2 separate regions of the Homo sapiens genome follow, and region 1 is linked to region 2. A link is an interaction called in ENCODE POLR2A ChIA-PET data of the cell type or tissue named here. Cell type or tissue: OCI-LY7. All regions are shown on one strand. Each heading gives the region's core, and the rest is flanking DNA. Links, peaks and the distances in the headings are about the cores only.

What was found. Peaks named below come from ENCODE experiments on the same cell type or tissue, not always from the same donor. Only the 100,000 strongest peaks of a DNase experiment are listed, where the experiment ranks them.
Region 1: POLR2A ChIA-PET joins it to region 2 with 5 read pairs; 4 of 35 experiments call an interaction of 5 or more read pairs at or near these places.

Annotation. Positions count from the first base shown.
Region 1 is chr5:107,447,273-107,451,670 of GRCh38, reverse strand. All of the region lies in intron 1 of EFNA5 (ephrin A5), which reads left to right. Among named protein-coding and RNA genes, the nearest start is that of EFNA5, 220 kb to the left of the region's middle. In OCI-LY7, for the core only: no CTCF peak of the experiment used is centred there; DNase peaks (open chromatin) are centred at 1,398 and 2,130; H3K4me3 peaks cover 775 bases; H3K27ac peaks cover 1,591 bases.
Region 2 is chr5:107,364,069-107,368,466 of GRCh38, reverse strand. No RefSeq gene overlaps it. Among named protein-coding and RNA genes, the nearest start is that of EFNA5, 300 kb to the left of the region's middle. In OCI-LY7, for the core only: no CTCF peak of the experiment used is centred there; a DNase peak (open chromatin) is centred at 2,586.

The sequences.
Region 1 (4,398 bases), core at 303-4,302, 83 kb before region 2:
TATGCTTTTTTCTATGCATTTGTTCACTCATTCATTTAGGTTTTCACTTATTCATTCATTCATTCATTCATCTATTCACCATCGTTTTCTCTTTATAGATTATCTGTCTATCTATCTAAATGTATACTGAGATTATTTATTCTCTGCCTCCAAAACAATGAAGTAGTTGATATCTCCAAGTATATTTTTAAAGGACTTTTTTCATTTTGTAAAATTTAGAAATACTGATTGAGTCTATTTGTGGCTCTTAGGAAAAAATTTTTTATTCTAATTTTTGCAGTTAATGACTTGAACAGTCTTGCTTTTTATTTATTTATTTTTGCTTTACACATATGCATAGACAGCTAATACAAACCAACGTAGTTGATTTATCCAGTTGCTCTATGGGCAATTAAACCAAGGGTATTATCTCAGCAGGAATAAGTGGGCAAATTACACATGTGAAGTAAATGGATCTTTGAAGCTTGAGTACATAGGTATTACTGTACAAGAAGCTACGCTGAGATTCCTGTGGAGATCAAAGGGGATTTATTGATGAATATCAGAGAATAGGGAAGTGATGTCATAAACTTTTAATAGTCTAATAAACTATATTTAACGTTTTCCATCTTGGTAAGACCTCCAGCTTTTATGCTATAGAATAGTGTGGTCCTCTAGACATTGCAAAGAAAGCTGTCTGACTTCCCAAGGGATTAACCTTCAGGATCAAATGCCAAGACCACGTAGCTCTCAGTTTCTTGCAGTTGTCTAAAGACGATGAAAAGCCTCCAGAATCATTGCCTTTGTTCTCTTAAGAAATGGGATAAATGATAAAGCACTGTGACTTTTTAATATTACATTTGAATTGCCACACATAAGCATAACTCTCATATCCTCATTGGTTTGAGTGGTTTCTGACTGACCTCAACAATACCATATAATTTTAGAATTCTAAACACCCCCAGCGTCTCTTACAAAACAGAGTCTGGTTCATGTGAAATAATGGATACTTTGTTGGCGTATTTAGTGGATGAACCACATACATCCAGTGCCCTGGCTTTCACCCTTATCCCTCTAATTGCTCAGTGTTTCATGCTTTTATCAATTATAGACAAAATTTTTGGAGCAAAAGTAGAAAAAACATTGGAGTTACTGAGCAATACTTTGAGGCATTAGGCGCTCTTGAATGTTATGTGTGAATTAGTGCTTTGCACATGCTTAAGGACACTAGGAGGAGAAAATATTAGTCGACAAAACTAATTTAGAAAGAAGGGAAGAGAGGGAGCATGGCAGGAGGCATTTCACAATTCCAGTTCTGTGGCTTTACTTAAATCTTGTCACAATGAGGCTGATAGCACCAGTTTTCAAGGAAGTGAAGATTTTGCTGTCATCTAGAGGAGCAAAAAAACTTTGCCTTTGGAATCCTAAACAAACACGTGGAGGTCCCAGGGTGCTTAAAAAGCCATTTTGTTTCAGTGAATCAAAATGACCAAAAAATTTTTGTGTGGCATATCCCGTTCCCTCTCTCACAACTCCCCTCCTTCCTTCTCATGTGGAAGTCGAGGCATATAAATATTTCACGGCTTTCTGCCGTCGTTAATACAAATTTTTTGGCAAAAATAACCCATCGTTTGCAAGGAGATGATTTGCTTCCCCTTTGAGATGTGCAAGTCTATCTGCCATGCAAAACAACAAAAACATTTATGTCAGCATCTCCTTCATCAGAACCAAAAGGGAAAGTTAGAGAAACAAAAGAAATCACCTCCGTCTGCTTAACATATTGTCAACAATTTCAGACCTGGACAAAATCTTAAATTTTCCCTGCACTTAAGGCATCTCATTACCCTTCAAAAGACTTTGGAAGAGGAAAAGTTTACTTCTCCAGAGACAGTAATGCAGATGTTTTCTTTTCTATCATTTTTAGTAGGAAGGAGCAGGTGTAAAACAATTTTGATTAAGTGTACGTTATTTATTTATATTCCTCTGTCAGGAATGTTGGAACTTAGAGAGCTTCTTAAGGACTTTGGATGTGACAATACTCCATGAAACAGTGCAGAAAATACTTGGGGAAAATTATTAAATGGTGACCTCACTGGTTTTTCTCATCATTATACTTGTCATTTCCTGTTGTGCTGCTTTGGCTGTTGGAAGGGTTCAGAGCAGGTGTAGTTGGGGGGGCGGGGAGGGATGATGTGATAAGCTACATCTTCTCTTGTAGCTTTTCATCGATGGTGACATTTCTATTAGTTGTCATCACCTAAAGTGTCCCTAGTTCTGCCACTTACCATCAGGGAAGAGTAGAATCCTTATTTTTTTTTTTTTATGGTTTTAGCCATATTTTTGGCTTCCACCCTTCCATACCAGTCACTAGACAATCATTATGACCTCCTTGTGCCTCTAGGCGTTGGACACTCTGCCAGCTTTAGCCATTTGGTTATAGCTGCTCTTCACTTGTTGAAATTGATGTGATGAATGGAAATCCAGGAGCAGAATTAGCCGTAGTCTCAGTGTTCCACTAAATCGTATCATTTGGCTTCTGAAATAATTCAGTCACCAAATATGTGGTGACTATTTTCTGCATGTTCCATGTGTGAAACTGAAAGTGTTATAGAACCTTTAGGACACCTTATTTTTCATTTATTTATTTAAAAACTGAGGTATAGGGGAAGTATTTAAACCCAGGTCTTTAACCTCACATGCACTACTCTTTCAGACCTTCACCCCCACTCCAACCCACCCCACATTGCCCTTCATGGTGATATGTAAGAGCTGCAAAATAATGAACAAATGTTGGGGATTATTTTTGTTTTTATTTTATTTTATTTATTTATTTATTTATTTATTTATTTATTTATTTATTGTGAGACAGAGTTTCACACTGTCACCCAGGCTGGAGTGCAGTGGCATGATCTCGTCTCACTGCAACCTCCATCTCCCGGGTTCAAGCAATTCTCCTGCCTCAGCCTCTCAAGTAGCTGGGATTACAGGCGCACACCACCACATGCAGCTAATTTTTTGTATTTTTAGTAGAGATGGGGTTTCATCATGTTGGCCAGGCTGGTCTCGAACTCCTGATCTCGTGATCCGCCCGCCTCAGCCTTCCAAAGTGCTGGGATTACGGGTGTGAGCCACTGCGCCCAGCCCTGGGGATTATTTTTAACCTTCCGATGTTCCTCCCTCTGTGTAACTTTTCTCTTGTCCATCTCCTTTTCCTTAAGCCCACAAATGACCTACTTTAGGCTCTTGTCATGTCTATGCAGTCATAAGAAGCTGAAGTGAAGCCTTTATGTGTATTATTTTGTAGCTTTCCACAGTGCCAGTATCTAGCATTCAATAGGGCCTCTACAAATAGTCGTTTAATGGAAGAATAAGTGAATAGTTTACTGGCAGGTGCCAGGGAGTAAGGAATTCTCAGCTGAAGCTGGCAAGGTCTGTGTGTTTGTTTGCCTGGTCTAATGCAGTAGACTCCTTAATGATCTTACTACTTCGAGCTTTCTCTCCATCCAGTCTGTCTTCTCCAGGACTAACAGAGTGATCACTTTAACATACAAATCCAATCATGTTCTGCACCTTCTTAAAAATTTTCCCTTGTTCTTGGCTGGGCGCAGTGGCTCATGCCTATAATCCCAGCACTTTGGGAGGCTGAGGTGGGTGGATCATGAGGTTAGGAGTCAAAAATTAGCCCGGCGTGGTGGCAGGCACCTGTAATCCCAGCTACTCGGGAGGCTGAGGCAGAGAATCGCTTGAACCCGGGAGGCGGAAGTTGCAGTGAGCTGAGATTGTGCCACTGCACTCCAGCCTGGGCAACAGAACCAGACTCCATCTCAGAGGGGGGAAATAAAAAGAAAAAAAAAAATCCCTTGTTCTTAATTGCCTGTCAAACTCCTTTTTCAAAATAAGGTTCTAACCTCCTTTGGTGGTCTCATTTGCTGTCAACACTGTCCTTGCTTTCACATTTCTTTGGGTCTGTACATTTTGCCTTGCCTGAGAAGCCCCCCTCCCCTTCGTCCATCCTGCAAGTGCTGGCTCTTCTGTATGGTCTTTCTGAACTCTTTTGAAGTCTTTTGCTGTTTACTATTTTCTACAGCATTTGGTAGACGTTTCTCTTACATTTATAGCACTTTATTGGAGTGATGTATTTGGATGACTGCCTTCCCCACTAGACTGTCAGTTTCTCCAGGGCAGGACTATGTCTTGGTTCATTTCTGTTTCTCCACCTTTAAGTACAAAGCCTGAGCCACAGGAGGCTATCAATATACTTGTCTTGAATGAATTACTTAATTAACAAGGGAGCCAGGACATAAATATGTGAAAAGTCAATCAAATTAGGAAAGGTTGGAGGGTCAGTCGAATATCATATTGCTCAAATGCGTAATTTTAAAGTTTAAGTTAAAACAGGCCTTCCTGTAGAGAAACATC
Region 2 (4,398 bases), core at 236-4,235:
AGGGGGTGGCAGTGGGAAGGCACATTATTCCAATTCCACTTGGTTGCCGCAGAAGTTTGCTGGGTTCTCTTTCACTCCGAGAAAAAGCTCTCAGCACTGATGGGAGAGTGCACAGTTTAGATAAACTGGATTAGAAGAAGAGAAAGAGATGGATATAATTCTTTCTTAGACACGAAAAACGGCATGGCTGCCTGCTATAATAAGTCCAAGAAAAGGGCCATGCTTATCTCAACTCCAACCTGATGCCAGTAATTATACAGAACATAAGAAGTGAGGACCCTGTTAACCAAAGCAGGGGGTTTATCTGGCCTTTGTAGGCTCCTGGATAAATCCATTAGCATTGCAGCCTCAGGACTCCCCCTCTTGTAGCACAGTGTTTACCCTTATCTTCTGCTTGACACAAAAGCACAATCAAGACAAAGCCAAGGAATGTGTGGCTCTTCTTTGCCACTAAATGCCTTCCCTGTTTTTCTCTTTTAATTATTATTTATATTTTGCATTTGTTTTCAGGTTAAAGTAAAATAAAGTGGAAAGGCTATCCTGCATTTCCTGGGCTCTGGTCTCATTAGCCAGATTTCCTTAAAACTCTGGTACTTCAGAGAAGTTTTGCCAAGTGGCTAAATGAAATGCACACAATTGCAAAGTGTTATGAATATTTATGATGGTTTAATGATGGGATTTTTTGCATCCATGAATAATAAAGATTTTAACAAGAACAGATAATGAGATGGGGACAAAACAGTGAAGTGGGTAATACAAGGACTGCTCTCGGAGGGCGCCCACTGAGAACAGCAGGAGCTGACCACCTCCCCGTCCTCTCCACCACAACTAAGTGCAAAAGGGGGCACAGGGTGTAGGCTCTTTTCTTCCACTCTCTTAATCTATATCATCAGCTAAAATAGGCGTTTATCCACACTTTGTGCCTAAGCTCATGGCCTCCCCTGGAGGTGCAGGAAGCTCAGAGTGATAGACAACACCATTGTAAAGTGACCTTCCACTTCTAACAGCAGTATTTATTTCAGCCTTGGATCTCCAGCAGAAGTAGCTGCTTTGCCTTTTCTGAGCCAACTACTAATTAAAAAACACTTGGTGGAGGAAAAAGTTGCTGGGTCCTCTCTCTGGAAGCTGATGACTATCTCCCAGGCCACCAACTTCAACTTGGGGAGGGCCTTCAACAGAATTTTCTAAAAGGCAAATGTTAAAGTTGCCATCCCCACCAATATTTTATGTATTGAAGACAAGTAATTCCCAGTGTGACTCTGCCGGTCTCTGGCATTTCAGGATGCTCTGTGTGTCCCAGGGCTTGGTCCCCAGCAGCCTGCCCTGGGAGCATTATGCCTCCTTACACACAAAACCTGGCAGTGACTCCAAAGAGAGCCATTGACATAAAGGGGGTTAAGTGGAGGAGTTCTGGGTTAGCTGCCGCCTTTGGCTTGGGTGGTTTACTCATCAAGTGAGGCGAACATTCCCTGACCTCCCAAGATCATTCATTCATTTATTCAGTAAATATTTATGAAGCACCTACTATGTGCCACAAGTGTTCTAAACATTTGTGATACGTACATGAACAAAACAGACAATGGTCTATTCTCAAGAATCTTACACACTGGTAGGTTTCCTGCACAGCAGGTTTTAATGAAATTGGCAGGCAGGGATATCGGACTGTGTGAGAATATTGGTGAGGAATCTAGCGATGGAGAGTAAGTAAAGGGATCATAAGGGCCTTCTGATGCTGGGCATGCTTTCTCTGCACCGAATTTACTCTAAATGAGTTTCCAGATAAGAAGTGTTTTCCCATGAATTTGCATCAATAGATTTAAGACAGAATATATTTAATAAAACGAATAAGTAAGTGGTGGATCATTGGTAAAGTGACCCAGGCAATAAGGACATAGAACTTCCACATTTATCTCGGTAACAGGCTTGCTTTATGTGGTAGATATAAAAAGTCCAGAAAAGTTGCATGGAAATCAAAGGATATTTTTAAAGTCCTTAAAGAATGTGTGAGTGCGTTTGTCTTATATAGAATTACACGGTGAATTCTTTTGTTAAATAATGACGATGTCTTGTTTTATTTCCACTGGGAATTTGAGTTTCCATATACTGCTTTTTATACACAGACATAAATGTCCACTCTTCATTAACTATCCTTGGATTGAAAATCGTTAATAAGCCATAACATTGCCTAATATTTGGTTGACACCTTGTGTTGGGGTGTGCGCATCCATGCTCTTAAATCTACTGATGCAAATTCATGGGAAAACAATTCTCATCTGCAAACTCGTTTAGAGTAAATTAGGTGCAGAGAAAGAATGTCCAATATAAGAAGGCCCTTATGATTCCTTTACTTGCTCTCCATCCCTAGATTCCTCACCAATATTCTCACACAGTGTGACATTCCTGCCTGCCAATTTTATTAAAGCCTGCTGTGCGGGAATTTCCTTTCTCTGCTTTACTAGCTACCAAGACAACCCCGTCAACGTGATTTTTCACACATTTTCTCTTCCTGTGTTCCGCATCTCAGTGAAATTTCATCTCCCTGACTCACTGTTAAGTGTTTCTCATCTGAAATCACACTCACTCGTAATCTCACATAAAGTGCAAAAAGAGGAAGTTACAAAAGGAGAAAGACAGACCAAAGTCCTTCTCCTTCCAATGATTCAGACATTAAGCAAAAGCTACGTGGGAATTGTCCAGTCAACCAAGACTAGCAACTGAGCACCAACATCCACAGAACAGAAGATTAGGCTTGGTGTACCACACTCCGCATGCCACAGTACTTGTCCCTTAAGGGAGCACATACATCTGTCTAGGTATTCAAATCTGAGGAACCGATAATAGGTGTTTCATAGACCAAAAGAGTCATTGCAAACTGGATTCCCACAGGATAGACCCTGCAGTGCCTCCTCAGGCAATTAGAAGCAGAGCTAGAGGAGGGACAGCCAGAAGGAACGGAGGCAGAAGACAGGAATGAAGAGGAAGAAAACTCATAGAACAGAGGCTGAGAAGTGGCTTTGGAAGGAAGTTCCCTGCCCGTGCCACCTTACTGTCAGAAAAACCTCAAAAAAGTCTCTTAGAGGAAATAAGCAGCCTCCTATTGTTTATCACAAAAAGCAAAAAGCTTTAATACCACCCAAAGCTGAGGTCATGTAGGTACATTCTAATTCCAATATTCCCAGCACCTCCAACAATATGTTTATGCACATGTCCAGTAATAGCCACATCATCACAATGTTAGGACTAGGAGCTGGAACCTGAGTCTGACTTGCTTCTGACCAGTGTGTCATGGTTACACTTGGTCAGTTGGAAGTCCTTGCATTGCATCAAGAGCTATGTGTAGCGCTTAGCTATACATGAGTTCTACTATCGAGGACTTGGTATCTAAACTATAGATCAAACACCTATGATGGAGACTGGAGGAAACTGATCAAAATAGGCTGTTTGTGTGGTTATGTGTAGTCAGAAGTCAGGTGGAAGGAAGACTTCCTGGTTTCTTGTTCCTTTTATCTTAATTCACAAAGGAAGCATGGGAAGGGATGCATGGGATGAGAGGGGAAAAAAATACAGGAATTGAAACCCTAAGGCAATCATGACATGTAGAGACACATCAGTGGTCATCTTTGTTGATTATTTCCATCATCAGGCATGCAATTACTTTCTAATGGTGACCATCATAGCATAGAAAGTATTAAGGTCCTGGGAAAAACAAATGTGAACCAAAAACCTATGTAGAAAATACACACACATTTTAAAGGGGAAGTTAATCAATTAACCAAGACAGCACTAAGTAGTACTACAATGGCTAACTGGTTTCAACCTAACTGAGCTGGTGGTTCCTTTGCTCCCAGGCATATTCTTTGAGCTCTTAAGAGATGGGCCAAGGCTTACCAAAAAAAAAAAAAAAAAAAAAAAAAAAAGAAAAAAAAAGAAAAAAAGGCACCTGATGGAATCAGCAGAAATCATATAACACAGGCTCAGAGTGACAAACAGATTGTCCAAATCCCCTGTGGAAGTGTCTGAGTTGTATCTGAACTTGCTGTCTTCTTAAAAATTACATGAAGTGCTGGTTTCTGTTAGCTTCTTGGTATGGTTTGAGAGAGCACTGGCTTTGGAATCAGAGAAACATTGAGTTTAAATCCTGTCTAGGCCATCTATTTACATAAAAATTCCTCCACCTCTTCATCCATAAAGGACTGGTAAGAACGTTTGCCTTAGATGCTCTCATTAGAAGGATTATATGAGATAGACCATATCAAGTAACAAGCACAGTGATTGGCTCAGGGTAAATGCCCAATAATAATTGTCACCAACAAGAACATTTGAAACAATACCTAGGAAATATTTGAACATAGGAAGTCCTTTGGCCTACTTTGCTTTTGGTGCTTGTCTTTTCCTGTT